Linked DNA regions of Mus musculus: all the other regions are linked to region 5. Evidence: chromatin loops called from intact Hi-C (ENCODE). Cell type or tissue: heart. All regions are shown on one strand. Region 1 holds the start of Gm35808 (a long non-coding RNA gene). Region 2 overlaps Nek6 (NIMA (never in mitosis gene a)-related expressed kinase 6). Region 3 holds the start of Nek6 (NIMA (never in mitosis gene a)-related expressed kinase 6). Region 4 has its middle 13 kb from the start of Gm36744. Region 5 has its middle 50 kb from the start of Gm25081. Region 6 overlaps Nek6 (NIMA (never in mitosis gene a)-related expressed kinase 6).

What was found. Hi-C counts contacts between places; a loop is a spot of excess contacts. Peaks named below come from ENCODE experiments on the same cell type or tissue, not always from the same donor. Only the 100,000 strongest peaks of a DNase experiment are listed, where the experiment ranks them.
Region 1: a loop joins it to region 5, with 2.3 times the contacts of the local background. A loop is called at or near these places in 2 of 42 quality-filtered maps.
Region 2: a loop joins it to region 5, with 2.6 times the contacts of the local background. A loop is called at or near these places in 2 of 42 quality-filtered maps.
Region 3: a loop joins it to region 5, with 2.5 times the contacts of the local background. A loop is called at or near these places in 7 of 42 quality-filtered maps.
Region 4: a loop joins it to region 5, with 7 times the contacts of the local background. A loop is called at or near these places in 13 of 42 quality-filtered maps.
Region 6: it touches region 5 in a loop (2.2-fold over the local background); 7 of 42 quality-filtered maps call a loop at or near these places.

What each region holds. Positions count from the first base shown.
Region 1 is chr2:38,531,394-38,536,393 of GRCm38, reverse strand. All of the region lies in intron 1 of Nek6 (NIMA (never in mitosis gene a)-related expressed kinase 6), which reads right to left. It overlaps Gm35808 (a long non-coding RNA gene), which reads left to right and starts at 2,957. Exons shown (of 2, transcript XR_374292.3): 1 at 2,957-3,120; 2 at 3,434-3,577. In heart, no CTCF peak of the experiment used is centred here; DNase peaks (open chromatin) are centred at 323, 1,123, 2,383 and 2,953; H3K4me3 peaks cover 951 bases; H3K27ac peaks cover 4,856 bases.
Region 2 is chr2:38,544,437-38,549,436 of GRCm38, reverse strand. The region is part of intron 1 of Nek6 (NIMA (never in mitosis gene a)-related expressed kinase 6); the gene reads right to left. Among named protein-coding and RNA genes, the nearest start is that of Gm35808, 14 kb to the right of the region's middle. In heart, no CTCF peak of the experiment used is centred here; DNase peaks (open chromatin) are centred at 2,526 and 2,966; H3K27ac peaks cover 3,386 bases.
Region 3 is chr2:38,507,512-38,512,511 of GRCm38, reverse strand. It overlaps Nek6 (NIMA (never in mitosis gene a)-related expressed kinase 6), which reads right to left and starts at 815. Exons shown (of 10, transcript NM_021606.3): 1 at 719-815. In heart, a CTCF peak has its summit at 2,184; DNase peaks (open chromatin) are centred at 5, 661, 761 and 2,994; H3K4me3 peaks cover 1,289 bases; H3K27ac peaks cover 1,233 bases.
Region 4 is chr2:38,656,289-38,661,288 of GRCm38, reverse strand. No RefSeq gene overlaps it. Among named protein-coding and RNA genes, the nearest start is that of Gm36744, 13 kb to the left of the region's middle. In heart, a CTCF peak has its summit at 2,599 (motif pointing right); a DNase peak (open chromatin) is centred at 2,698; H3K4me3 peaks cover 753 bases; H3K27ac peaks cover 349 bases; H3K27me3 peaks cover 564 bases.
Region 5 is chr2:38,427,367-38,432,366 of GRCm38, reverse strand. No RefSeq gene overlaps it. Among named protein-coding and RNA genes, the nearest start is that of Gm25081, 50 kb to the left of the region's middle. In heart, a CTCF peak has its summit at 2,235 (motif pointing left); a DNase peak (open chromatin) is centred at 2,256.
Region 6 is chr2:38,513,554-38,518,553 of GRCm38, reverse strand. All of the region lies in intron 1 of Nek6 (NIMA (never in mitosis gene a)-related expressed kinase 6), which reads right to left. Among named protein-coding and RNA genes, the nearest start is that of Nek6, 4.4 kb to the right of the region's middle. In heart, a CTCF peak has its summit at 2,211 (motif pointing right); no DNase peak of the experiment used is centred here; H3K4me3 peaks cover 46 bases; H3K27ac peaks cover 1,748 bases.

The DNA of each region.
Region 1 (5,000 bases), 100 kb before region 5:
TCAATCACAGGTGGGCAGGTCAGACAACAGACAAGACAATAGGCTGGGGGTGGCGGGGCAGGCAGTGGCTGCTTCAGAGACACACAGCAAGGATACACATTAAGTCTTCAGACTCCTTGTCCAAAAGGTTAATTTTTCTATTTGCAAAGACAGGAGAGACCCTCCAAAGCTTTACGAGAAAGACATGGAAAAACAGCAGCTGAATAGCAGATAGCAGGCAGAGCGAGCTTCAGCCAGCCAAGGAGACTCCAGACACTGATGCTAAGAATTCCTGTGGCTGAGGGTCATGCGACTTCCTCTGCAGAAGACAGTTGAGAAAGTCTGAGCAGGAAGGAAGGGACGTGTCCACGAGACAGCACATCATGTGCTGCGGCCCTGGCTGCCCCCACCTGGCTGCGTGACCATCGATGGGTCCCTGGCCTTCTTGGGGCCCCAGTTTACCCCTATTTATCCACTCTGTACCAAGCACAGTTCCATGTGCTTGAATGATAAGTAACTGAATCCCTCTAGTATCTTGTGAGACAGCGATGCCATTATTTCCATTTTGCAAAAGGAGAAAGTTGAAGCAAAGAGGCAGGCTACCTGAGTTAGGTCAAAGTCAGGTGACCTGACCAGACAGCTCAGCCCCACCCTGTAGCGGGTGCTGGCTGGTCCCTAGCATTCTTCCTGTTCTAAGAGAATACTCTGCACAGTGACTAGAGGCCCCGATTAGGCAGCAGCAGCCACCGCAGTTTGGAGACAGTCTCAGCTACTGCTGCTTTTTGGTGAAGTCCAATTTCTTCAGTACACTTAGCAGCCTTTATAGACCAGGGCCCAGGAGCCCCTCAGGAGGCCCCCTGAGTCACAGCAGCAATCGACCCGTCTCTTTGAGCCTTGCTGAGAGGGGCCCATGCAAACAGGAATGGATGACCCTACTGTGATGTCCGTATTGGAGTTTTACACACAGGTCAGCCTCGGGGACTGCAGGAGGGAGACTGCCATTCATGTGTCCAAGAAAGAGAGGAAAAAAACCATCTATTCATAGTCAGACATAGCTGCTCTGTGGAAGTGCCACTCCTGACGCAATGAGCAGACCCGCTGTGTGAGGGATTCCGGAAGAGTGTGACCTCGGAGCATCCACGTGGAAGGCTCAAAGACTTGGGTGGTCACCAAGCTTTTAAAATATGCCTGGACATCCAACCATGCAATTCCAGAGGGAGCATAGTTCTGACCGAAAACCCAAGCCCGTCTTCCCAAACAAAATTCTTCCAACATTTTTTGGCTTAAACAAATAGCCAGCCAATTTGGTTTCTCTTGACTCTCTTGAGTAAGGAAAAGTCATGCTAAGAAGAAACTGCCACTAAATCACATGTTCACCCCTCCCCATGCCTTGCACAGCCCGTGTGTGTGGATGAACCAACTCACCCCACTGCTGTCTTTACACGAAACTGGGATTCAGAGAGATATAGCTTCACCTCTGTAGAGAGAGCAGGGAGAGAGCAAAGGAAAAGTCTAAAATCCAGGGTGGCTCAGGGGGTCAGAAGGCCTGCTGTGCTAACCTGAGAATCTGGGTTCTAATCCCCAGTATTTGCATAAAAAAGATGGGAGTGGCCATACATGCCTATAACCCCAGTGCTGTGGGACTCAGAGACCGGAGGATTATGGGTGCTTACTGGCCACCTGCCTAGGTCCAAGTTCAGTGAAAGACCATTTCAAAGAAATAAGGCAGAAAGTGACAGAGTACACTTGGTGTCCTCCTCTGACTGCCACACCACACACACACACACACACACACACACACACACACACACACAAGTGGATCCAGCAGAATCTCCTGCCTGTGAAATTAAGAGGTGCCCTCATCAGAAATGGACATGCAAGGAAAGTGCTGGGTGCACAGGTGGCCTTGGGCTCTGGGTGCACACGAGCTCCATTCATGGGCATCTGGAAACCTCTAGAAATGGGCACCGGGGTAGGATGTAATCTGAACAGTCACTCAGGCAGGCCCAAGGGCAGCTGGAATAACTATCCAGTGGTCACCTTCCTAGGTGTCCTGTACCTCAGGCGCTGAAATCTGCAGAGGGAATTTTGTGGTGAGCACTCGGGAAATTCCCCTGGCTCTGCTCTTGGTTTTATCAACATGGAATAATCATTAAGAAAGACTACCTGCATTTCCTACTCCTCTCAGGGGCCAAGATGACCCTCCATCCACTTACACAGGACCTCAGTCTCATCAGAGACCCCAGAAGGGGCCCTGAGGCTATGGAGTATATCCTCAGAACAGGAAGTATCTGCGAGTGGAGGGCAGGATGGGTTTTTAAGGAAGGACAGCACGTGCAAAGAAAGGCTCAGAGGCTAGGAAGACCCAGCTGTGTGCTGGGGACAGACTCCACAGTGATAGCAGGGGAGCTGGATCTGCAAACCAGTGTGACTCAGATTCACAGGGCCCTGAGTCTACCTGCTCACAGCTAGCCATGTGAGAGGCAGAGGTCAACTCCCCGGACTCTCTCTCCTTCTGGTGTTCTTTTACAGAGCACAAGTGTTGGTATTCGCAGATGGGCCATGTGAACAGTCAAAGACTGAAGCTCCTTTCCTGTGCTCGTGGCTACCCCACGAGCCTCCACTCATGGAGGCATGTATGTTCATGGAGAGACACAAAAGAATTCCTGTGGGGAGACCTGGCAGCAGGCACTCAGGATCAGTGTGGTGTTAGTGCTGACAGCATCAAGTTTCTATTCAGCAAGACTTTATAAGCCATTTGCTGTGTACCAGGCCAAGTCCTCTATTGGGTATAGGAAGGATTCACACCCTCAAGTTTACCTAGTTTTCAGTCTCTTCCTGACACGGGCATGACCGGAATGTTACTTCTACTTCACAGGGAAGAGAGGTGAGGCTTAGTCTGCGTACAGGATGTGTGTGCTTGCTCAAGATTTCTCTGGGAGGTGTGTCATGGCTGGGATACCCGGAACTGCCTGACCACAGAGATAAGGGTCCCTGACGAACGAACTGGGCCAGATTCCCTTCCTTCCTTCCTTTATCCACAGCAGGGGAAGCCTTGCTGGCTGCCAATGTTGAGAATGGAACAGAATGGTAGGGCCTTGTCACTCTCCAGAGAGGAATTCCTCCTCCTGTGCAGCCAAGGTAGGACTGATGCTAAGCTCTGAGAAGCTCTGGATCCTCAATTACCCCAGCTGATGCCTCCAGAGGACTGTGTTAAAGACAAACCACTCGGGAGGCTGCGTTAGTGATGGATGTGGTGTGGGCACCGATCATAGGCACAGAGTGAACAGGCTCTGGAGTTAGGACCCTGTCCTCTTGAGTCTCCAGGCCCATTGCATAGGCAGGGGGGTAGAGGTAGTATCCTCCCCTTGCAGTGTGTTCCTGGTCCTCCTTCCTTCCCTCCCTCCCTGCCCCCTCCAATGCTTGGATTCTTATATGCTTTTCTCTTCCACAGGAATGCAGCAGGCTCTGCAGAGTCCTCTCATTCCAGATGTCCCCTGTCCTTACAGGATGGCATTCCCTCCAATGTCATATCAACCTGATAACCTGAGACTGTGACCTTGGAAGTATAAGCAGTCGTACTTAAGCATAGTTCAAACTTATGACTCTTTGACTTTGTAATAGTACAAAATGGATAAGCAGTCTACATAAATCTAACTTTCGATTTTTAACTTCAATCTATTCCCAAACTAGCCATACACGGTCTGAGATCTTAAGAAGGCTGGGCAGAGCTAACCATAGCCTATCTATCAGTCCCACAGTCATGAGAGGAACCACCATCCATCTACAGGGTGCAGTGTGAAAACATGCCAGAAGGCTGGAGGGTGAGGGTTTGAATTAAGGCGTTTCTATTTTATTTTATTTTATTTTATTTTATTTTATTGGCTTTTTGAGACAGGATTTCTCTGTGTAGCCCAAGTTGTCCTGGAACTTCGTCTGTAGATCAGGCTGTCCTCGAACTTACAGAGATCCTCCTGCCTCTGCTCCCTGAGTGCTGGGATTAAAGGCGTGTGCCACCACTGCCCGGCAGCACTTTGATTTACCATGATCTTGTCTGGATTGTAAACTGAGGCATATTCATAGGCTTTTTACAACTATAACTGAGGTAATGCAGGATTAGGATGAACCTCCAATCCAATCGGTCTTTCTATGAAGGAAATGTGAATGTACACACACACAAACAGAGAGAGAGAGAGAGAGAGAGAGAGAGAGAGAGAGAGAGAGAGAGAGACCATGGTGGATTTACAGCTCAACATTGGTAGCATTCACCAGAAGCCAGAGCAACTCTCCTTTTAGAGAAAAGCAAGCCCAGCACCTTGGTTCCAGACAGCAGGCAAGAGTGAGCATGAGACCACTGTGCTACTACACTCAGTCTCAGCTTACTTGTTAAGACAGCCTTAGGAAACCAGGGGTCAGATGTGATGAGGCACTTTCTCCTAGACTCAGGGAATTTCAAAGGCCTGTAATGCTTCCCCCCAAATCTGAAGATACACATAAGGCTGCCAGCATTTTCCAGCATCTAAAATTTCCATCCATTATCACCATTCTTCAGGAGAAAGGACAGTTGACATAGAAAGTTGTTAATGCCAGGCTTATCCTTCTGTTCTCTCATTTCACTGGGGCTGGGTGCACATATTCCAGGTTTGGCTTGGCTCTGGATTCGGCGTGCAAGGAATTAAGCCAATGTACCAGAGATTCCCTTCAGCCTTGACCGAGGAAGGTGAGGCTGGGCCTCCTCATGTCCTTCTGTGAGAAAGCAAAAATGTGTTCCCTGTTGGAACCTGTGATGATTCCAGCAAAGACCCTCTGCCACAGGCAATGTCCCAGCACCAGGGAGGAGACAGCCCCAGGTCAAGGAGGTGAGGAAAAAAAGGGAAAGCATGAACCTTTCTAGTGACAAGACACAACTGTGAAATCTCACACAAGACTTAAGGGCCCAGCATCTCCAAGTCCATTGGAACTCACCTTGTAAACCTGAACCTGGCCCCTGCAGAGCGTGGGACCAGATGCCTCGTGCTCAG
Region 2 (5,000 bases), 120 kb before region 5:
ATCTACAGACTCACTCTTTGTGTCCCAATTCTAGTCTGAACTCCAGGGGGTGCTGACCCAGGCTCCTGAGCAGCTGTACTATATATAGTTCCTAGAGAGCCAGAAGCCCCTATGAATCATGAATGACCTTCCTAACATCTCAAGGGAATAAGCACACAAGCTGGTCAGTCCTGTCTCACATTTGTGTAACCCACATTGCAAGGCTAAGAGACTATTTGAACTAGCTCGTTTTCTGTTACTATACCAAAATGCCTGAGTCTGGACAACTTTATAAAGAAATTTTTTATTGAGCTCACAGTTTTGGAGATTCAAGGGCCCGATCAGCACTGGCAGGAACCTCTGCCAGGCTAATATTACACTGGCAAAGACTCTGGGAAAAAAGAACAGATCCCGTAGCCAGTCAAGAATCCAGACAGTCAGACAGTCAGGGCTCAGACTTGAACTTTTATAAACAATTTAACCTCATGAAAAATAATCCTTCCTGGAGGCAGTGCCCCTGTGACCTAATGACCTCCTACTAAGCTCTACCATTTAAAGGTCCCAACATCTCTCACTGCAGTAAGACAGGAATCAGCACCATCGCTATTGTTAGAACGGATATCCTGCAGATCTGGTCGGACTGTAAGTCACTCCACGACCCCTCTAAGTCACCAGCCACATCAACCAGATGCCAGATTTGTTTGTAGCTTCCGGGTACACTAGGGGTACCTAGTCCACTACAGCAGGCACCCTGGCCTCCAGCGTCATTGTTCCTGTGCCCCTGGCAGCCCTTAACCTCCACTGTCTCTGAGTGGGCGCAAATGTGTGTGTGTGTGTGTGTGTGTGTGTGTGTGTGTGCATGTGTGTGGATGCGTACATGTGTGTGCAAGTACATGGCAGAGGTCGACATGGTGTACTCATCAAAACCTTCCCTTCTTTGTATTTGGTTGCCAGGGATTGAACTCAGGTCCTCATGTTTCTCCCCAGCCCCTCACTGATCTTTGAGGCATTTATCTATTCCACAGTGCATAAAATCAAAAACAGAAAGTGAGGCCACAGGTCCTCTGCCAAGCCCAGCACAGCTCATGTGGATTTCTACTGTCTGTGACATTAACCACCTTTGATGTGGCTTAACCTCACGTGTGGAGATACACATACGTAGTCTCTGACTGAGGGTACACTGCATCAGGGCAGGTCTCTCCCTCCCTGAGTCCCTCTGTGCAGGCCTTACAGGGGATGCAAATGGGCCCAGATGCTCTCAGAATCTTCCATCTTCTCACGGTCTGGCTGAGTAACCAACTACAGCATCCCTCCCGTCTCCCCCCGCCCCCCAGAGTGACATGGTGGAGGAGCTGGGTACAAAAAGCCCCAGGATAAACAGATAAGCACGGAGAAGCTTCCTCAGGCACTGTTGTTACTCAGGGGGAAAGCCTGTGACAACAAACTGGGCATAAGAGTGAGCCCGATGTAAAATGCGCATGAATTTGAAGAGGAAGCCAGAGGCTCCCGCAGGCTTAGCAGCTGATGCGGCCAACACCCTCCACATCCCTCAGGGTGACATGTTCACCGTCCTCTGCCCTTAGGGGGACCTCTGGGAAAAAGATGGAGAACTGTCTTCAGGAGAAGGTTCCATCTTCATCTTAGAAGGCTCCAGAATGGGCCTACAGGCTGCCCTGTCCTGGGCATTCATGTTATCTGTTCTGCCTACCTGACTGACTGGACTCTGTCTCTGAATTCCCCTTCTCTCATTCTGCCTCCAGCCCTCAGGTGTTTGGGGCTGAGGACTGGGGGTGGGGTGGGGTGGGGTGGGGTGGACTGCGTGTGAATCTGCACTCTTTCACAAACTAACTGGGACCTTGGGCAAATCTCACTGAGCTGCCTGGCAGCTCTTTAGGAAGGCCATGCCCCTCCTGGATCAGACCTCCAAACAGCTATATGGACCTTACTTGGGGTGCCAGGACTATGACAGGGGGCCCAAGCCACCTCTGAAGTAACAGATAACAATGACAATTGTTGCATGGGCCCTTAATACGCCCTTCATCCTGTATACTTTAACGTGACCTCATGAGCTAGAGGCTGCAATTGGGCCACTGAGCAAATGAGGCACGAGGAGGTTGAAAGGCTCGCATGGACAAGCAGTGAGGCCAAGATTTAGACCTAAGGTGGCATCCTTTCCTGAGGCTATCACACTGTCATCTTTTTCAGTGGCACTCTGTAGACTGAGCCCTGTCTCCACGCAAGAGCCATGATGTAGGGCCAGTGCGCAAGTCTGGGGGCTGTGGAGCACCCTTAGGGCCAGTGGTCACAAGGGGTCTTTGGTCCAACACAGGCCACTGGGCAGAACCTGCAGAGGCACTGTGTTCCAGATCACACCCAGCTGCTGTCCACATTTATCTCTTCTAGCAATCCCCCCCCTCCACCCCCATCCCGGGCATCCAATCAGTGACACGCAGACCCACGCAGAACCCAGTAACACCTGCCATGCAGAGCTCCCCAGGGTGGAGAAGAAGACAGCCCAGCCTGACAAGCACCAAGGGGAATGTTGCAGATGGAAGGAGTCCAGCAGAGAATGGGGGAGGGCCCTTCTTAATGGGTCCGCGTCTTCAAGGCTTTGGGGAAACTCATAATAGGTAGGGGAACTGAGGCTCAAAGCCATATGCCCAGTAAGCCACAGATGAGAATTTGGGTCCAGACTTCAGTGTCCCTCCTTTCAGGGCTTTTGGTCCCCAGGGAGTCACGGCAGAGCAGGACTTAAGGAGAGCTGCATTCTGTAATACCCAACCTCCGCACACTGCACATTTCTACAAAAACCCGGCTTCCTCCAGAGTCAGATGCAGGTAAGGGCATCTGGAGGGAGACATGGAGTGCAGGGACAGAGCAGAGGTACAGGCTTTGAGTAATATGGGGAGTCTCCTGGCCCAGTCACCCTGGGGATTCCGGGATCCTCCAGCCCCTGCCAAGCTGCACAACAATGAGTCAGTGGCTGCCAAGCCCAAGCCAGGGGTCAAAAATCTGTGGAATGTGACCCAGAGCCACAGGCCTCGCCGAACCATCTCAGACTGCTTTTCCTCTGAATCCGAGCAAATGCTTGTGCTCTGAGGTGCTGTGCCGTGTGCACACACCATGTGACCTCTCACCTAGGCTCCTGGCTTTGGTGTAGAGAGCAACAAAGAGCTGTGACGTGTGCACCAGGCAGCCAGAGATGACCCTGGAACAATGTAGGGTTCAAGAGGGACATGCTAGAGAGCTTGATTGCTGAGCTAAAATGTTACCCCATTTTCCTACAACGAGAGCCTGTTTCCTAACATGGCAGCCGGGTGAACAAGCAGATGGACCTCTGAGAGTATCTTGGTGGGTCATACATTCAGTGGAAAGTGTCAGAAGTTCTGGCCACTGTGAGCATTATTTATGCAATGCTCACAGAGTAATGGAGGGTAAGTGCCTGCACTAATGGTATCCATGGGGGCTGAGGTTCAGTCAGGGACACACACTTGCCCAAAGTCATACTGCATATGTCTTCCTTCATGTGAACTGTGCCCACTCTGCCTGGCCTTGAACTAAGCTCTCTCTCACATGGCAGGAACCTAGGGAAACAGAGGAGGCTGGAGGCTGAACTAGGTTGGATTTGAAGTTCCAATTGGCCTTTTTCCCAGGACTGCCACCTGAGACTTGCCTCCCAACTTCTGGGGACTTAATCTTGGGGTAAGTTCTACCTTTATCTACCTTTATTGACCCTCACAAGGCTGGTGGGTCCTAGACACTGTCTCTGTGAGAGATGACTGTGCCCAGAGCAGATGTGTCTACCTAGATCCTAATGACAGAAACCTAGTTTGGGTGCCCACTACCCAAAGGGCAGCCTAGAGTTGGAGGCCCAAGGCCAAGCAAGGAGACATAGCAGGTCCCAGCTCCTGGCCACTTATGGGGTCAAGCTTATACAGCGTCATCATTAGCCAACATCCACAGGTCTTTACCCTCTCCTAAGATGAGGTGCCATTGCCCCACTGTGCAGATGAGAAACTGAGGCTCCAAAAAAGACCATGACTTGTCAAAGTAACCCTACAAAGTGACCAGGGTACCACCTGACCAGCTTCTCAAAGCAAGGAAGAAGGCCAGCTGGTGAGAGGCAAACTGGAGTGCATGACATATGGACCAGTTATTGGGGAACTTGATAGTAGCTTGGTTGGTACTAGGTATACTCCATGTGACTGCTAAAATCCACATGCAGAGGAGGAAATGAAAGTCAGGTTGGTTGAGTGACAGTCCAAAGTTACACTGACGGCAACAGAATCAACTGACACTTGAAACCAAGTCTTCCTACGTCCATCCGCACAGCCTTGGAAGAGCACACAAATGCACGCAAGGATTGACTGAACGAGTCCAACCCCAGGATGTAGCTATGGCAAAGTGCATTCTCCCAGCTGGTGCCCCTTCCCTTCTCCGGTTAAGCAGATGTTATTGGGTTTTCACTTGACAGGAAACAGTCAGAGCTCAGGCCAGAATTCTGAGAGCTGGTTAGGCTAGAAAAGACACAGATGGAGTCTGGTTTCCAGACTGGTCCTGTGTCCCTCTAACCCTTCAGAATCTCTTCCCTCCAGACCACACATACTCAGACTCTGTAGCTCCATGGTCAGTGGACACCTGGCTTCTCTGAAAGCATGTCACAATGAGGTCCGACACGGGCCTCTTTCTCACGCAGTGAGGGCCACCCTAAGGTGGGCTTGAGAGACATGGAGCCAGTTTCCTAGAGCACAGGGTTTCCCACTTTCTTCTCCTCTCCCCTCCCTTTCCCTTACCTATTCCCTCCTTGCATCCCTGCCCAATGTACTACCTTTATGTTCCTCCTGCAAGCCTAGGATTCTTCTGAGGTACTCTAGACCCAGCCACACCCTCACAGACACTGCTCAAACTAGCTTAAGGCCTGCCCTTTCTTTGTCCCCATCTCAGCCAGAACTAGGCTCCACCCAAGCTTCACCTTCCCTCACAGGCCTGAGTGGTCTTGTAGATTTTGTCTCCCTAAGTCT
Region 3 (5,000 bases), 80 kb before region 5:
TTAACTTAGAGGAGCAGGCAGAGAGGACAAGTATCTGGGGCCCTGGGTCTCCCTAGGGCCTAACCCCTAGGTATGGGGAACAGAGTCCAAATCTGGCCTAGCTAGAGACAGCCACGAACAAAGCCAGGGAACTAAGACATATTTAGAAAACCTCAATTCAAGTTCAGCGCAGCCCCCTCCTCAGCCTGCGTGGCCATGCAGAGTTCTGCCAAGGCCGGGCTAAGAGGCTTCCAACCAAAGTCAGAACCTGGGGATCTGCGGACTCACAGAATCCGGCCCAGCACCCTCTCTGGACAGGGTCAGCCGGCACATCACACACACACCGGCCTGCAGTGTGGAGTGCACAGTCTGGATCCTAAACACACTCTCGTATGGAATTTGTACACTTTTGCCCGTGCACGTGTGCACACACTCACTCGGGAACGTTCAGACACGTGGGCACACGTACTCCTTGGCATCCACGGTAAACACTCGATAAACGGATAAACCGAAGCCGAGCCCGTCCACCCGCACTGGTCCACCCCAAACTCACAGCCCGGGCCCCTGATGTGCACACGCACGCACTCCCGCGCAGCTGGGCGGATGGAGCCCGCCGCGGACACCTCGGCCTCCTGCGGGCGTCCCCGCCGACTCCCCGGGCACGCGCGCGCGCCCACAACGCCTCGGGTGACAGTCCCACGCCCTGGCCCGCGCCCCTCGCTGGTCCCAGGCCACTCACCGGCGCTGGCGGCTCTCTCGGCGGCGGGCGGAGCGCGGGTCACACGCGAGTTGGCGGCGCTGCGGCCGCAGCTAGTCCGCTTGGTTCAGCCGCCGCTTCTGCGCGCGCCCGCGCGCCCGCCCCTCCCCGCCGCGGGGCCGCGCCGCCCCCTGCGCCCGTGCGCGCGGCCGCCACGCAGGCTAGGGGGCGCCGGGGGCGCGCTCCCAGCCTGGGTGCCTGATCGTCCAACTCAGGTTGGAAGACTGAGCCTCAGACTCCAAACCCTGGGCACTGAACCCCTCTGCGCGGGCTCTAGACTTTATAAGATGCAGATTCGCTGGGTAACCAATTCGTGGACCCTTCCCCACACCCATGGATTCCTCATCAGCTGACATTGCTCCTCTCACAGCCCTCGCAGGACCGAAATTGACCCATTCACAGAGTGCAGCAGGAGGTGAAGTTCAGTTGATAGCATGCTTTCCTAATCTCAGCACTAGGGAAATTGGGCACCTGTAATCTCTGAATTAGGAAGGCTGAGGCAAAAATGTCTGAAATTCATTCATTCTTGGCTATATAGCAAATTCCAAGCCAGCCTGGGCTACATGAGATGTTGTCATTCATATTATATATATATATATATATATATATATATATATATATATATATATATATATATATATATATATGTATATATGTATATATGTATATATGTATATATATATATATATATATATATATATATATATCAGTGTGTACAATAGTACAGTGTACAAATAGTGCCCAGTACAGTTCCAGAAGTAGGCACCTAGGATAAATCCAAGTCCCTGCCCTCAAAGTGCCAGTATCTCCTGGGGATACTGCCTTCCTGGGAACTCCAGGCCAGCCAAGCATCAGTGTGCAGAAGGTTTTTAGGAGTAAGTGGGCCAGCCAAATACCCAGGAGCCTGGGGGTGGGGGTGGGGGTGGAGGTGGGGGGAATGACCTGAGTTTGATCCTCCAGACCCACACAATGGAACAAAAGAACTCCAGCAAATTGTCTTTAACCTCCCCATGTCTTCCAAATTCACACCAAGTGTTGTATGTTAAAAACAAAAAACAAAACAACAACAACAACAACTGCCTTCATCTATGCATACTTAACAACCCCACTAGGATGTCCAAGCTTCTCTGGGGAGCAATTAAGGTGACTCCCACTTCCCCTCAGGAAGGGATGCTCGTAGCTGGGACAGGTATTGCTGCTTCTGAGTGTTCTAGACTGTCTGTGTGCCCAAGCACCTGCCATCTGTCCATTAATCTGCTGTACATGTCTGGGCACGGGATAGCAACCTGCTGAGTATTCAGTTAACTAGTCTACTTGAGTCCACAGTAATCAGGCCCACAACCTATATTACTCCCCCTGCCTGCCTCATGATGTTCAGCCATTGTGAGGGTGGCATCATGCCACCCATGTGCCCATTTCTTAGATGGCTTTAATGAGGCCTGTGAGCAAAGTCCCCCAGGTGGTGAGTGGTTGAACTGGAAGCAGATGACACAGATTTCTGGTCTCAGCAGCTTATTGCTAGGCAACCTTGTTCTAAGTAAGAAAGGCATGGCCACCAGCCCAGAGCAGCCAGGCTGGTCCCTGCTTCTGAGAGGAGGGAACTGGCACCAACAAGTTATCTCTAATGTGCACACATACACTGTGGATTGTGGCATGTGAGGGCACACACGAATAACTGTTGTTTTAAAAAATGAAAGCTTAACGCCCACTCTAGGAAATCTGAGTTTCTCCAGGAAGCAGACAGTAGGATAAATAAGGTTAAGCAGGCCGGAGGCAGGAGGACCAGGGCTGCTTTCTAAGAGGCAATGAAGAGTGGAGGTCTCTACTGAGGAGCAGAAGTCTTTGGAGGAGAGGGTATGGTTAGGGGCCTGCTGTGTTCTGACTGGGTTCTCTGCTGTAAAAACTGTCCTGGCAGAACAGCTAAGGAGCAGCGTCAGATCACTAGAAAGGACTTTCCCCAGCCTTGCTGAGTTCACAAACACATGCAGTGTCTTCATTTTCAGGAAACTGAAGCTCAGAAAGGCCAAACAACATGTCCCAGGTCTCACAGCCAGTGATGAACCTTAGAGGTCCGGCTGTAGGCAAGCGGTCGTTTTTAAGTGTTAAGAGAATTAGGGGCCCAGCTCATATACCACCACACATCCAGTGAACTATAATGCAGGAACAGGATGGGTGGGGCTTACATAAGGCATCTTCAGTCTCAAGGGATAGGCTGGAGAAACAAACCCACCCTTCTCCCGACCTTCCTCCTTCGCACCCCTACTTCCTTCTCTTTGGCTATGGACCATACAGATGGATTGCAGGCCCCGCTGACATGCTGTGACATAAAATCAAATTTAGTCAGCTCCAAGACCCTCACCATTCCTGCAACACCCATCTTTCTGCAGGGGTGGGGAGAAGGGAGAGGTGCAAGGGCCACTTTTGTTTTCAACTCACAGGAGTTTTTAGTGAGTCCCAAAATGAGTCACTGAAAAGAGGTACTTACTTGCAAAATGCCTCCCAGATTTAGCATGGCTGCCTCCCTGTGTGTGCACTAGACTTGCCTGTGCCTCCCACTGCCAACCACACTGGGAATGTGGTCTCAGGGGCAGGCTCTATGTCTGCCCTGGAGACTTTCAGGATGATGCTGTGTTACTTCATTATCACTGTGCAGTAGAGGAAGAGAAACCATTTTGGCTCTCTGCGCCTTCCCTGGAGCTCTCTGTGGAGAAGCAGCTAGGATCTGCTGCTGCTGGTCCAGTCATCAGGAAGGTGTGGCCTCTGAGGGAGACCTTTATTGTCTTCATCCCCTTCATGGGGGTGGCAAGTCATGGGCTGAAGCTGAAGACACAGCAGCTCACAGAAGGAAACTGGTGGGATTCCAGGCGGGATGTGCCCCTGAGTACTGCATTCCTGCAGTACGTAGACGGGAAGGAGGGCCCTTTGGGAGAGGGAGACATGGGAACCAGAACCAGACTGCACCTGCCACATCCTGGGAGTAAAGTATCTCCTCAATGGCTTCTTGGTGGGAGGATTTTAGGAAATTCCTTATGTGGCTTTTGATGGGGGTAGGGCACGGCCTCATGTTTCTCAGGCTGGCCTTGAACTTGTGGCCCTTCAAGCTTCCTGCCTCCACTTCCCAAGAAGCTGGGCCTTGCCAGCTTCAGTGGCAGGAGAGGACCATCTCATCTACTCTATTCTCCTACCTGCTGTGGTTATCCACACAACCTTCTCACTCCCCAAAATGTTTCTGATTGGAAGATCAAAGACGTGTATCTTCCTGAAGGGCAGGGGTAGAGAGAAAGGTACCTGGCACCCTAACCCCCTCCACTTGGGGATACCTGATTGTTTGGAAATGTTCTTGGAGGACCTTACGTTATATCAAATGCAGAACTGGGTCTCTGGGTTCTAGGCCCTCCGTTCTCCACATCTCAGCATCTGTGTGTCCAAGAGCAGGGATCATCACTAGCCAGGGAAGTAGTCAGTACCTCCATCTCAGCTGGCAAAATGGTCTCCAAGAGAACTTGTGCTGGCTAGTTTATATCAGCCTTTGCATAAGTTAGAGTTGCTGGAGAGGAGGGAGGCCGATTTGAGAAAATGCTTCAATAAGATCAGGGTGTAGGCAGTATTTTCTTAATTAATGACTTAGGGGGAGGGCCCAGCCAGTGGTGGGTGATGCCATCCCTGGTCTGGTGATCCTGGGGTCTATAAGGAAGCAGGCTGAGCAGACCATGAGGAGCAAGCCAATAAGCAGTGTTCCTCCATGGCCTCTGCATCAGCTCCTGCCTCCAGCTTCCTGTCCTGACTTCATTTGGTGATGACCTGTGATATGGACAAGTAAGCTGAATAAACTCTTTCCTCCTCAAGTTGCTTTGGTCATGGTGTGAATACAGCAATGGTGACCCTAACTAAGACAGTACCCTAATAGTGTGAATTCATGGTGTGAATACAGCAATGGTGACCCTAACTAAGACAGTACCCTAATAGTGTGAATTCATGGTGTAAATACAGCAATGGTGACCCTAACTAAGACAGTACTGTAGACCTTGCCGACTAGAACTGCACTCTGGGAAATTTGACAATGAAGGAGATTTGAGACATGTGATTTTCTCACCTCTACCCACCCAATCCATCATTATTGGTTCATCTTTTGAAAGTAGTCAGTCTATTCTGAGCTATATTAGCCTTTACAGTGTGTGTGTGTGTGTGGGGGATCATCATGAGAGTTGTTCCTCAAGAAGTATACACTCTGGTTTGGTGGGGGAGTTTTTGTTTTGTTTCATTT
Region 4 (5,000 bases), 230 kb before region 5:
CACACAGGAAAGAGAGGCATACAGGTCTCTACTCTACAGAGTGAGTTCCATGATGGACAAGGGCTACACTGAGAAACCCTGTCTCAAAAACAAAACAAACAACAACAAAACAAACAACAATAAAATCAACATGGATTTGTAATCCTTGTACTGGGGAGACAGAGAAAGACATGCCCCCTTGGATTCATTGACCAGCTAGCCTCGTCTAACTGTACCTCCAGATCTATGAGACACCCTGACTCAAAAGAAGTGGGCTCTGTTCTTGAGGATGACACTCAAGGTTGTCCTCCAACTTCCGTATGCACACACATGTGTGCTTGCACACACACACACACACACACACACACACACACACACACACACACGTGCATTGAAAAATGTAGCTCTGTAAATGCCCTGTAAATACACTGTGATATGTTCACTTGAAGAAATAACTAAGCCATTAAAAATGAAAATGATCGCCGGGCGTGGTGGCGCATGCCTTTAATCCCAGCACTTGGGAGGCAGAGGCAGGCAGATTTCTGAGTTCAAGGCCAGCCTGGTCTACAAAGTGAGTTCCAGGACAGCCAGGGCTATATAGAGAAACCCTGTCTCGAAAAACCAAAAACCAAAAACCAAAACCAAAACCATGAAAAATGAAAATGATCAAGACAACATAGTGCCAAGGATTGCAACCTATTCCTGTCATCCCAGCACTTGGGAGGGAGAGACAGGGGGATTGCCATAACTTGGAGACCAGCCTGATCTACAAGGAAATTCTAGACCAGCCAGAGCTACACGGTGAGACTTGTCTCAAAAAGGCCCTAAACCAAAACACAGTGTGATAAAGAAACTTCAAGTGGCCACACAGTAAAAGAACAAAGTAGGAAGCAAGAATTAAACCTCTGTGTGATAGAATTGCAACTAAATACAACTTCGCATGGGTTGGGGCAGATACTGAGGCTGCTGACCCAGCATTTGATGTTACTGCCCTCCTCCTTATCCAAGAAATGTTGATTTTTCTCAGCCTCCCTCGCAGTTTTGGGTAGTTCTTTTACCTCTGAAGTGGAACCCACAGGTTTTTGTGTGTGTGTAGGGGGCTAGACATTAGGGAAAATACTTTTTTGTCCTGATAAAGTGGGTTATCACAGCCTCAAACATCAGCTCCTCCAAGTCCTCCACCCCCACCCTGAATTCTAGTGCGATGCCCAGAGTTTCAGTAGCTCTTGTGACTGCAAACTAGAAGCGTGTCCAAAGGTGATCTATCTGGGTTGATGGAGCAGCAATATTGGTATTATAGACTCTGAATTCCTGACACTGTGGAGTGGCTCCCCCCCCACACCCCCGCTCACCTACCAATGAGGAAAGTAAGTCCCCATTCACTTAAAGCACTGTGACAGATATAAATGGGTGGTGTCAAGATGTAGAGCCAGGTCGACTGTGATTCAAATATCATTTTCCATAATCTTGTATTGTGTGGTTCTAGGCAAGCCCTTCTGTGCTTTGACACTACGTCAGGTTTTTCCTTCTTACATTTATTTTTATTTTATTTTATTTTATTTTATTTTATTTTATTGAGTGTATGGTGGAAGAGTGAAAGTGTTTCAAAATGAAGGGAGGGAGGGAGGGAGGGAGGGAGGGAGGGAGGGAAAGAGGGAGAGAGGGAGAGAGGGAGAGAGGGAGAGAGGGAGAGAGGGAGAGAGGGAGAGAGGGAGAGAGGGAGAGAGGGAGAGAGGGAGAGAGGGAGAGAGGGAGAGAGGGAGAGAGGGAGAGAGGAGAGGGAGAGAGGGAGGCCTTTCCCATGCTGGGACGATCCATGCCTTGGGAAGGAAGGCAGCCAAACGTGTTAGTGTGTAGTCATTTGTGGTGTTTTATCCAAAAGACTTTGGTTCTGGCCTCCCATTTTATTCTCAAAGGGCAGTCTGGGAGCCCTCCTCCTCCATTATTGTTCCCCACTGTGGTGCGTGCGTGTGTGCGTGGGTTATGAAAAACAGAAGGCAGGAGGAACTGGCCGACCTCCTTATCGCTTAAGAGTTTTAAGATGTGCTCTTACATTTATTTTTATCTTTTATGTGTATGTATGTGTCTGTGTGAGTGAATGCCACATATGTGCAGGTATCTGAGGAAGTCAGAAGAGGGCGTCATATCCCTTGGAACAGAGTCACAGGTTGGCTGTAAGGCAAAATATGTGTGTGCTGGGAACCCAACTCCTGTAGTCTGGAAGAGCAGCAAGTGCTCTTAGCCACTGAGCCCTCTCCAACCCCCATATATCCAGCTTTTGATGGTAGACCCTACAGATATGGATGTGTTGTACTAACTGTAAAATAATAGTCAGGATCAGTCTCTGAACTGAAACCATATCTGTGGCCAGGTCTAGTGACGTCTGCTTGCTACCCAGAAGCAGGAGAGTGGGAAGTCCAGCGTCAGCCTAGGTTACAAAGCAAGACTGTCTCTCAAACAACAACAAAAGGGAAGGGATGAGGGGAGTCAGAGGAAAAGCACAGAAGAAGAGAAAAAAAAAAAAAAAAAAAAAAAGACCACAGAGTTGGAGGCCAGTGACCAGCAATGGTCTGAGGACAGCTGTACCCTCTCTGCGGCTGCAGGAGGTGGCGGCAGGTGGCGCTGGTGGCGCGCGGCTGAGAGGGGCGCGCGGTAGCGGGCTCTGGGGGAGGCTCGGCAGCCACGGCTGTGACTCCGGGTAAAAATAATCAGGGAAGGCCAGCTGCTTCCTTGTCAGCAACCAAGAGGGAAATAAAGCTCACGTCCCCTCCAGCGAAAACCTGCTCTCCTGGTCCCCTGGCTCCTGCCACCAACTGCTCGACGGCCGCGTGCCAATCCGGTCTGAAAGCCTGCAAGCCATCCCGGAGAGGCTGGTTCCAACTTCATCACTGTTTCTTGGACAGCACGAGGGCGGGGGGTGGGGGAGGCGGAGGAGAGAGCTGGGCGTCCCCAGCCACTGGCCAAGGCTTTTTTTTTTTTTTTTTTTCTTTCTTCAACCGAGGCTAGGGCTCCGACTGGGTATCTCCAGAAATGGGCAAGGTACCCCTCATTGTCCCCAAGTCCCTCCTCTTGGCTTTGCACGTTTTCAGTATATCCTACGTTTGCTTTTATCTCCCTGCATGGAGGTCCTGAGAGTCCATAACATTTCTGGTGCTAATGGTTCTGGAATCTAGTGCCCTTCAAGCAGAGGTACTGGTCTCTGTGAGGACCAGGGAAGTCTGGTAACAGAGTAGTGTCCCCTCTGTTCTTTCAACCCTCTCCAACACACTGAACCCCCTCCAGCCTACTAGGTCCTGAGCTGCTGCCTGGACCTCCAAACCTCCATACCCCCACATAAACCTGGCATACTAGCCCGTGCCTGTAATCTCAACCTAGAAGAGATGAAGACAGGAGGATCCGAAGTTCAAGATTATCTTATATAAAGAGAGTTCGAGGCCAGTCTGGGCTGTATGATAACCCTTTAAAAAAAAAGTTGCTCTTTTTTTGGTTTGTTTTTGTAAGAAAATAATGGGAGCTGAAAATGATGGCTTAGTGGTTAGGAGCACTGGCTTTTCTTCCAGAGGACCCAGGTTCAATTCCCAGCACCCACAGCTTACAACTATCTATAACTCCCGTTCCAGAAATTCAGCACGCTAATACAGACATACACTCAGGCAATGTACATTTTAAAAAAATACATAATTTCATATGTCACAGTTACTCTCAGCATTCAGTACATTAATTTGCTGTCTGGATCTGTCACCTCAGAGCAGGAGGTTGTACCATAGAGCAGAGTGGTGCCAGCTAACCCATCTGGGCTTGTGTGTGAGTACTGTGATGTCCACACAATGACAAAAATCCCCAAACGATGTGTTTCTCAGAACCCGCTGGTCTCCCATGTGAACGTGTGACTATACTCACAGGATGCAAATGCAATTTTAATTGATAAAATATTAAATAAGTGAAAAATAAATAATAGAAATTAAAAGCTGTTTTTTCCTGCCTTAGTCTTTTAGGGATAGTAGCCCTGTCCTGATCTGGGGAAAGTTGTGCATTGTCTACAGGGAAGCTAATTCTGGGCTCATGGTCCTAGGCAGGAACCCGGAGGGTTGTCTACTGATAGACTCTTCACCAGTTAGCCCACTGGAGACAGGCGTGCAGGGTGGAGTTCTGAGCCGGAGGGAGGTTTCTATTTCACCGGTTCAGTACTTTGGACATCTGATCCATTTGTTTCTGGCAGGTTTGTTTGTTTGTTTGTTTGTTTTTACATTGCCCCAGAGAAAGCTTGTCACAAGGACCAAGGGCTTCACTTCATCCCTGGCTGAATGCGGTGGAAGCTGTTGAGGTGGACATTTTGGAGGCTAAGTAAGTGGAGGGAGAGGGCAGGGAAGGTTTGGGGAAAGAGCCAAGGCAGAGGTGAAGGAGTTGGGGTGGCAGATCAAAGAGAAACCAAGTGGTCACAGCTGGAGCTGCAGAGGTAGGCTTTGACCCCAGTGTAACTCTAGGAGTGCCTGGAGGTGCTGGCTTGAATGTACTCTCAGGAGGTGGCCTTAGAGTCCCTGGTCCTTGTCCTCTTGACCCACACCTGTTGGCTCCAGTGACCTTCCCTGGAAAAGTCAGACTCATACCAGAGGGCTCCTTCGTGGTCTTAGCTCAGGAGCCCCTCTCCAAAACAGACTCTGTCGTGAAGGGAGAGTACGGGTGTGTGAGCTATTTGAAATAACTATTGAAGGTACCCATCACTCCCTACGAAGACAACCCACTCACACAGACAACCCACCTACCTCTGGAGAATTCCCCTTCTCTCTGACGTCTGGCCAGGACAGCAAACAGGTTGCACAGAATTCATCTGATCAGTCCCGAACCATAGTGTGATCTGTGCCTTTCAGACCTCTATCTGGGAGGCCTTTTGGGTGAGAAGAGCAGAGCCCCTAACTCTAGGGCTTCAGAGTTAAAAAGATGTGACGACAGGGGCCACTTGTGATCAAATAATAAAAAAACTTGAAATACAAATGAGACTTAGCACACAAACACACACACTT
Region 5 (5,000 bases):
GAGGGGGCAAAGATGAATGTGGCAATCAGAGAAAAAGGGGCAAGAGTAGTGAGTGATTCATCATGAGCAGTGTCTCCTGTCAGATGTCAGGACCAGGGAAGGTCACCTCCTGAGGCCACCTTTGCCGTCTTGATTCCTCAAGACCTCATGATACCATTCCCAAAATCTTCCAAGAGAGCTGAGGGTGTCTCAGGCTCACACTACAAGCTCACATCCCCTCTTACCATCTGACCTTTGGTACAAAGGCACAGAAGGACATCAGAGGTTCCCCTTCTAAAGCCCCTCTCTAGTTTTCTCACTCCTCATTCCTGACCCCGTTCTCCTAAGCCCCTGGACCCTTACCAAAAGCTCTAGACAAAGCTGGCACTTCCAAGTCCTTGATTGTGCAAGGAGTATCCCCCAGGAAGGCCAGAGGCAGCTCCTGTAGCCCAGAGCCTGGAGAACACCTTCAAGGGCTCCCTCAACACACCCACCCTTGCCAGGCTGCAGAGCTGGTATGCTGTTGATTTCCACACAAATAACTCATTATTTCATGTTCCAGACCAGAAAGCCCCACACGTGGAGTTAATTCCCATCCTGACAGAGGGCCAGTGCCAGCCAGAACTGGGAGGTTTGCTCAATACCCCCTGGGCACCACTGTTTCCATCACGGGGTTAATTAGTCCCCAGGAGCCCCTGGCCTAGGGAGGCTGTTCAGACTGGGAGGCTAGAGACTCAAATCTGTTTCTGCCTCAGACTGTATGTCCACCAGACACGGACTATGTAACACCCCCCTCGGTTTTCCCATCTGCAAAACATGCAAGTGAATCCGTGTGATCTCCAAAGTACTTCCCGGGCTTGAGGTTCCCATGACATGCTGTGATTTCCCAGCAAACTGCCTATTACAGACCAGGAGGACTGTCCAAGTCATGGTGACATTTATAGTCCTCTGCAGCATTGCCTGGTAGCACTGGAAAGTGGTCCTTGACATCTGACGACTTTGATGACCAAGCAGAGCAGTCTACAGCATCCTTTGACCTTTACAGGAACCCATGATACCCTGTGGCATTCTTTGACATTCCAAAGCATCTTATGACATTCCTCAGCATCCAGCTTCCCTCTGTGCCATTCCAGCTACGGTGTTCGTGACATTCTGTGACAATCTTCATTCCTATCATATGGACTTGTTCTGCTTCCAAGGAGCCCCCATGACATGACTGGAACAGCTATATCTCTACCCAATGCACCCTGAATCTCTCCCACCTGAGGTATATGACGTTTGTGGATAGACATCCTTGAGCTTGGCTATACAGGTTCTTTGGGGGGACTTTGTGGGCCAATTTCTCCAGCAATAGAAATCTCCTATTTCACACCTGAAGAAACCACCCTTTGCCCCTCACTGACACTAAAATAGTTTAAGAATGGTTCCTTCCTTTGGCATGTGTGTGTGTGTGTGTATGTCTCCAAAGCAATAGTTTAAGCATACCAGATATTTAAAATTCTTTGGCCTATGGGAATGGCAATCTTACATAGTTTGACTTAGTATAAAGGAAGTGGGCCCGGAAGTCAGACAGTCCCAGGGACAAACTGTAACCTGTTACCTGTGAACTGGGACACCCTTGCCAGGCCTCCCTTGCTGCAGCCCTAAATGCAGACAGGTATAACTTCATCAAGTCGTGGCAGAGGATACAGTGAGTCAGGGCAGGAGATTTCTCCAGGATGGGGAATAGGGCACAAGAAAGACTTCATGGTCTTCCTCCCCTAGGGCAATTGCTCGAAACAGCTTGGTGAAAAGGAGGAACTGGGTTTGGGTCTCAGGCCCACTCTCTCCTCGATATGGGTCCCTGAGAACAGGATTCTCTTCTGTGGGCCTCAGTTCTCCCATCTATCAAATGGGTAGCAAACAGGTCCTCTAGCTTTGCTAACCTGGACTTCTCGGGCTGGGAGACACAGGAAAGCTTGAGGTTTGGGTGTAAACCATAGTAGGTAAAGCCAGGACACTAGTGAACAGGTTAACACTTCGACCGGTGAGGTCAGGTCAAACCTGACAAAGAGCCACAGTAAAACAGAGTGGCTACGTACAACAGAGTGTAAGGCTCTCTGCCACTGGGTTTCAGGAGAGCAGTACCAAGGTTCTTTAGCCAGAGAGGCAAAGAGACAGGACCTAGTTGTCTGTACCCTTTCAAGTCCCCTGTGGCCCCCAAGTGGCAAGAAGGATTCGAGCCCCTGTAAAAACCTTAAGAGATTTCGCCCCCTAGTGACCAGGATCGGACATTGCAGCTCAGGGCTCCCAGCCCTGGAAGGTGGCCAACTCTGGTCCTGTTAACTTGCCAATTGACCTCTGCAGAGAAAACCCTAAGAAGCAGAGTTTGGGAAGCAGGAGGGATTTGAGGGCTGGAGGTTGTTAAGGATGCTTCATTAATTTCATGGACAAATATTAAGCACCTACTGTGTGCTGGGCAGCATGCTAGTCTTTGGGACCCATTGTTGAATAAGACAGTCACACAGCCCAAGGCTTATTAGCTGGCTGAGGCCCTACTATGTGCCAGGGTTTTAACTCCTGATACTCTTCACAACCACCATGAGAGGTGAAAAATTATAATCTGCATTTTAGGAGGGAAACTGAGGCTTGTGGCTGTTAAAAAGCAGAGCTCCAATTCTGAACTAGATCTAGGTGATTTCAGACTTGAACATCTATCTCATGAGTTCTGTAGTGGAAAGAGCTTGTGGTAGTCATCTCCTCTGGGAAGTGAGGCCAGTGAGGTGCCTGGTGGGTGAAAGGTAAAGGTGTTCTGAGCTCCGTGTCTTCTAACAGCTGAGGACCAGATGCTCTCCGGGAGACAGGACCTGAGATCCGGGATCCTGGCATAACTCTCACTGGCGTGGATTCCTTTGTCTATGCTCGCACCTTTGTTTGCTCTGCTTCCAGGTCAGGCCACATCATGGCCTCCTTAGTCCAGTAACACGGCGCCAGCTCCTGGATAGTGGCAATGGCAGGCCATATCTTGGGTGGGACACCAGGCCCAAACTGGGCTATAGGGTCACCGTGAGCAATGAGCTTGCAGGCAGGACTCTGTGAGTGCTTGTGTGGTTGACAGTGATACTTGATCATTGAGAAGCTCACCATGGGTAGCTGACTTTGTATGTGCTGGGTTGACATGGGGCGGGTCACAGTGAGCAGGGCTGGGTGTGCAGGCTGAGAGTCTGCATAACTCCGACTATGCTGATGACCCTGGGAGAGGAGGCTAATTGTGCAGGTGGCCTTGAAAAGTAAGAGGCCAGAAAATAAATAAATGCCACAGCCCACAGGAGCCTCCCTCCCTCCTAAGGTAACTCAGGTCTCAGGTCCTTCTTTCCTGAGCTCCCTATCAGTCTCTCTCTCTCTCTCTCTCTCTCTCTCTCTCTCTCTCTCTCTCTCTCTGTGTGTGTGTGTGTGTGTCTGTGTGTGTGTGTCTGTGTGTGTGTCTGTGTGTGTGTAGGGATGGACGCAGGGCTTTGCACATATTTTACCAGAGCTCTTTCCATTCAGCTCCGTTCCAGTTTTAAAAGGGAGAATGGTGTCTGGGATTGTAGCTCAGTTGGTAGGGTGCTTTTCCCAGCTTGTCCTGGGTCCGATCCCAAGCACCACATTGGCATATTGGCTCATGCCTGTAATCCCAGACTCCAAAGGGTAGAGGCAAGAGGATCAGAAGTTCAATGTCAAAGGGAGGCAGAAAGATTGTGATTGCTGAAGGACAGAGGCAAGCTCTGTGAAATATCATCTTTTGGATATTATGTGGCAGATAGGGTCACACAGGAGCTGTGGCTACCTGCACACACATACACCACAAATACGTATACAAACAAGGAATTAAATGCATACATACATACATATATCACCCATGTAGGAGGTTGGGAAGATGTAAGTATAAATTGTATACATGCATGAGACTGCTAAAAATTAAATGCAAGGAAAAAATGTCAAGGTCATCCTTGGCTACATAGTGAGTTCAAGGTCAAGTCCAGGCTACATCTCAGAAAATATAATATAAAGTAATAATAAATAAGAGAGCATGCTCGTGCACATATTACTTTGGGAAAGACCTGAAACAGGGCTGGAGGTGGCTCAGCGAGCATGAGCACTTGCTGTTAATGCAACAGACGTGAATGCAGTTCCCAGCACCCACATGGCAGCTCACAACCATCTGTAGCTCCAGTTCCAGAGGATCTGATGCCCTCTTCTGACCTCCACAGGCACCAGGCACGCAAGTATGCACATACATATATGCAAGCAAAACACATAAAATGAATAATTTTTTAAATTTTTAAAAAATAATTTAAACAAATGTGATTAATTATTTGTTGCTACTCTAAATGATCCAACCACACGTGACTCTTACCCTCTCCCTTTGGTAAGTCTGGATTTTTTTTTTCTTTGCTTTGTTGGGAATGAAAAACATAGCCCTTTATCACATGCTAGACAGGCTCTACCACTGAATTCTTTACCCAGGTGCCTTTTAACTCTCAAAATTCTCTCAAAAGGCAATTCATGCCAGAAAGTGTTACCTACCCAAGCTGACTAGGCCACAGAGTGTTCACAACCGGATGAGACACTTTAGTCTTCTGCATTTTGTACGTAGGGAAACCCAGACTCAAGAGATGTGCCTGACCTCTCTCTCACTTCTTCTATAAGTCTCTATTTCTTAAACATTGATCAATAAAACCTCCCCAGGAGCAGTTAGTATTTTTAGTTAATCTGGGACACTTCCAGACATTAAAATGTGCACATGTGTGTCTATGTGTGCATGTCTGTGCACATGTGTGTTCTGTGTGTGCACACGTGTGTCTGTCTGTGTGTGCATGTGTGTGCACATATGTGTAGTGCATACGTGTGTGAATGTACACGTGTGTGCTCTCATAATTCAAAAAACAATTTGTAGGCATTGCTTCTCTCTTTCTAACAAGTGAATACTGGGTTGAACTCAGGCCTTCAGGTTTGGTGGTAAATGCCTTCACCCAGTGAGCCATCTCAGTGCCTCGACA
Region 6 (5,000 bases), 86 kb before region 5:
GGAGGCTGGGGAAATGGCTCAGAGGTTAAGAGAACTAGCCTGGGTTAGTTAGTCAGAGGTTAAGGAATTGGCCTGGGTTCAATTCCTAGCACCCAGATGGGAGCTCACAGATATCTTTGGGATTCATCACTCTCCTACAGACATACATGCAGGCAAAACACCAATGCACATAAAATAAAAAAATAAATCATTAAAAAATTAATTTCCCAGGCATGGTGACATGCCTTTTAAAGGCCATGTGAGTTTGACGCAAACCCACGCTACACAGGAGGTTTCACAACAGCTAGAGCTACACTGAAATCTTGTCTCAAAAGATATTTAAATTTATTTTTATTTGCATGTGTGTGTGTGTGTGTGTGTGTGTGTGTGTATGCATGTGTATGTGCTTGTCTGTTTGGGTGCTAGTACATGCAGGTGTCCAAAGAGACCAGAGGAGGGCATCTGATCCCTTGGAACTGAAGTTACGGGCACTTGTGAACTGTCTGAGGCATGCTGGGAACTGAACAGGAGTCCTCTGCAAGAGTATGCACCCTTAACTCCCAATGAACCATGTCTCCGGGATGTGCTTCTTGAGTGAGTAGATGGATGTGTCACACGCTAGCCAACACAGGTATCTCTAGTTCTGAGACCAGAATCCACTCCGCCTGCTTCAGACTGCAGACATTGTGCTTCACTCCCAAGCCCAGGCCCAGAAGACATGATGCACGGCTTGGAAGCTGGGAGAACGACCTGACAGAAGCCATGGAAAAGCTACGCAGGATCTCAGGCTGGGCTGCACTGCACTGTTCCTATCGATAAGGGGGCAGGAGATGGGGTTCTTTTTTTGTCTTAAGCAACAGAATCTCTTCTGGTTTGCTTTTTCCTTTAAAATCATATAAAATTAATCTCTCTGTCTCTGTCTCTGTCTCTGTCTCTGTCTCTGTCTCTCTCTCTCTCTCTCTCTCTCTGTGTGTGTGTGTGTGTGTGTGTGTGTGTGTGTGTGTGTGTGTGTGTGTTGCTGAGGATCCAACTCGGAACTTCGCACATGCTAGGCAACTATATTGGGTATCACTGAGCGATACCCAAATTAACAGTTGAAAGCAACATCTGGTACATTCATAACGTTGCACAACCATAGTTGCTACCTAGTTCCAAACCATTTTTTATCACCCCACAAGGAACCCTGTACTCATCTAGCCCTGACTTACTCCCCACACCCCTTCCTCCCAGACCCTCGTGATTGTAATCTGCCTTCATTCCACAGGACTCTCTAGTGTGAAGTGGCATCCAGCCTGAACAGTCTCTAGGAGCTCCTTCTCTCAACTCGACTCCTGGGCAGAGCCCTTTTGTGCACCCAGGTGACAAGAAGGCAGGGTGGGTTGGCCCCTCCCCTCCGAGAAGCTCACATCCCTCGTGCTCAGTGGCCGTTCAGAGAGGGCCCTCATCCCAGCTCTTACTTTCCAGAATCTATATTCTAAAGTCAGCCTGCTGTCTAAGAAGGGGAAGCTGCTGCCCGGCATATCCAGCCCACTGGATGGGCACAGCAATGGAGGCTGGGCCTGAGTGAAGCCTGAACCAGAGGTCTCTGTGGGGGAGTGGCTTTCCACAGCCTCTCTTCCCCTCCCAAGCCTAGTGGGCTTCAGGTATGAGGAACTGGACAGATTTCCTCAAAAGCTTCCTCAGGAGGGACAGCTATTCTGGAAATCAGGGTTTCCGGTCCCTTAGAGAGAGACAATCTAACACCCTCAAATGGCCCAGGAAGACTCCCACAGTACATGTGGCCTCCCTCAGGCCCAGTGGACTTCAGTGAGGACTGAGAGTCCTCAGTGAGGACTCTGGTCCCACTCGGGTCTGTGATGACCACTCCTATCAACACAGATCTCTGCTGGGCCACGCTATGTAGATAATTAACAAAACATCTGCCTCACTTCCTAACAACCACAGCTGACACAGCTCAAAGGCCTTCAGAGACTTTCCAGCTTCATGCCCAAACTGAGAGGGCCCACTGTCTTGCCCTGTGGTGAGTGAGTAGGAAGAAAACAAACACAGATCTCCAAACCTTGTCTTGAGATGCCACAGGGCCACTCCAGCATTGAAATCCAGCCTCTTTCCAAACTACTGCTGTCTACTGTATCTGACAAATTCTTTGTTTTAAATTTTATCTGTCTGGATATTTTGTCTGCATGTATGTCTGTGCACCACATCCGTACCTGGGGCCTTTTGAGGCCAGAAGAGGGCAGCATCAGATGCCTGGAAACTGGAGTAGTGGTGCTGGGAACGGAACCCAAGACCTTTGGAATGCTGTGACCCACTGACCACTCACACGCCCACAAGGCACATATTCTTATTTTGACTATGAGTATCTCGCCCTTTCAGGGCCTCAGTTTCCATTCTGTAAAATGGATAACTGGGCCGTTTCCAATCCCAGAAGTTCAGCCTAGGTAGCCTCCTGTGCTCATCTCCACCCCATGCTCTGGTGATTTGCTCTTCTTGGCACTGCGAGACCCTGAACATCATCAGAGCAGGTCATTGGAAAGTAAGGATGCCCCTTTGCAGATAGAGTCCTTCCCAGAAATCCCCAGCTTAAAGGGCCGAAGGATAGGTGTTAGTAAATGGGTCATGAAAGAATGAGAGAGAAGTCAGAGTGTAAGGCACAACCCAGGAGCCTCTCGGATGTCAGGGAGACAAAGGAGGATTCCCCTTAAAAGAGCCACACTGATTTTGAAGTGTGAGGGTTAAACAATTTGGGGAAAAGGCAGGCGCCTAAGGCTTCCCACAGCAACTACCCGCCCCTTCCCTGTCGGCATTCCTTCACACTCGCTGGAATTCCTACACAAAGCCCCCTTTTTCTTTTCTATGAGGTCACCAGCACATAGAAGTCTAAGAGAAAGAACAGTTCCCTGTGGGTAAAGCCCTTGGAACTAAATGAATCCAGTGGCCCCCACATGCAATCTGACGGCCCCCTCAGGGCACAGCTCCAGGGGTGGTGAACAAGGGTTTTAGGGGGTGTTGAGCTTCTAACCAGCACAGTCCAAGAACCTGCCTAGGAGAGCAGGTCCTCAGCTGCCAGACCACGTGAGAAGTTGCCTGTGGGGGGTTAAAATCCAGAACTGGAGTCCCCAGTATGTGTGGGGCTGTAGTCACACAGCAAGTCCTCTTGGAGTGACAGATGTCACACTGCCAGATCACATGCTCAAGTTCAAGTTCCCAGGATTAATGGCACAGGATATTAGACTGCTAACGGATGTGTCCAAATATGACTTCTGTCTGGGCCTTGGGTCTGAGAAGGCTACAAGTTTATCCTGAAGATGGATTATGAGTGTGTCACCAAATTCAGACAGGAATGGAGAAAGCTTAAAAAAAAAAAAAAGAAAGAAAGAAAAGAAAGAGGAGGGAGGAAAGAAGGAAGAAAGGAAGGAAGGAAGGAAGGAAGGAAGGAAGGAAGGAAGGAAGGGGGAAGGAAGGACAGACAGAAGATTTACCTGGGTGACAGAACTAAGCTAAGAACTTAGGAGATCATCCACTCAAAAACTTCAGAACCCTTTACAGAAACCCAGACCACCCTCAATGGCCCCTCCACAATCCCCCTGCTCCAGAGCCCCAGTCCTAAGGATCAGCAAACTCCCAAGTATATGCACTTTGCTGCCTATGATGACATCAGCAAAAATTAAATTGGATAAATAAAAACATAGAACAAGGCCTATTTTTACCTCCGCAAGTCACAGGCCAGATGGGGAGGAATCTATCAATGCCAGAACCGTGGCTGCGCCTCCCTGTACCATCTATTACTTCACACCTTACATTTAGGCATCGCATCGCAAAGCACTCTGCAAACGACACTCCTGCAAGGGAGAGAGCAACCTTTTCCTGTTAGTGCTGGGCAGGCAGAGCCCCAACCACGCAGGTCCTTACTTACACACAGTCCTCTTCTGAAACACCAGAAACGGAAGTAAATGAGGAAGTGAACTGGTGGACCCAGTTCTGAATGACAGGTGACAAGGAGTCTTTGCAGAAGTGATTGTGTCAGAGATTCAGAACGGAGAGTAAGGATCTGAGATCACTCTCCATCTCCCTACAAGGTCAGGGGCTGGGCTCTTCCTGGGGCCATGTCCAGCTTTGTCTCCAACCTATATCTATGTGTTTATTTAATCAATTTATTTATTTAAATGGGATCTTGGTGTGTAATCCTGGGACATGTGGTAATTGCTATGTAAATCCAGGCTGGCCCAGAACTCAAAGCAATCCTCCTGCCTCAGCCACAATTATGGGCGTGAGCCACCACACCTGGTTGTAACCCATATCTAATCTTGAATGATTCACCAAGTCCTCCACCCTCACCTCCCTCCTTGGTCCAACCTGAAAAGAGGAGAGAAATATTGTATTATTCTACTTTTGACAGTGGTTTGACCATCCTTGGCACTTGGAAAGTACCTTCACTCTGGTGGCTCAGCAGTCTTTGGGAAGACCTAGCCCCAAATTCTAGAAACAGGCTGGTCTGCAAAACATGGCCTGTCATAAATCGCTGGGCTTTACAACAGGCCAGAAGAACAAAACACAATAAAGGTAGCCAGCCCGTCCTAGAATCAGAGCTACGAATTTAAATCCTGACTTTGCCATCTATCAACTTACCTGGACTTTACAAGTTCATGGGGAGACTATAGACTCTGTCCAGACAAGTCTGGGTTCAAATTCTGGGTCTACCGCTATTCTATAGCCTCTCTGTGTCCCAGTTTTTTCATCTACAGAATGGACACTGTAACAGTGCTCATCTAACAGTGTTGGTGGGGAAAAGGAAAAATAACTTCAAACTTTGTGCACCAAGCCCAGCACAGGGTGCATCCTTAATCATGGGGGACCGGGGTCGTGGTGCTACCTTCCCAAACTATGCCAGCCAGTTCATCTCTGCTAGTGTCTGTTTCCTCGTATAATAGAGACAATAACCTCTGACTTATGGTGAGCCCTAATGAGGACAGGAATGTTCAAGTCCTCAGTGCCCAGGCTGTACAGCTTAGGAAGTCAAA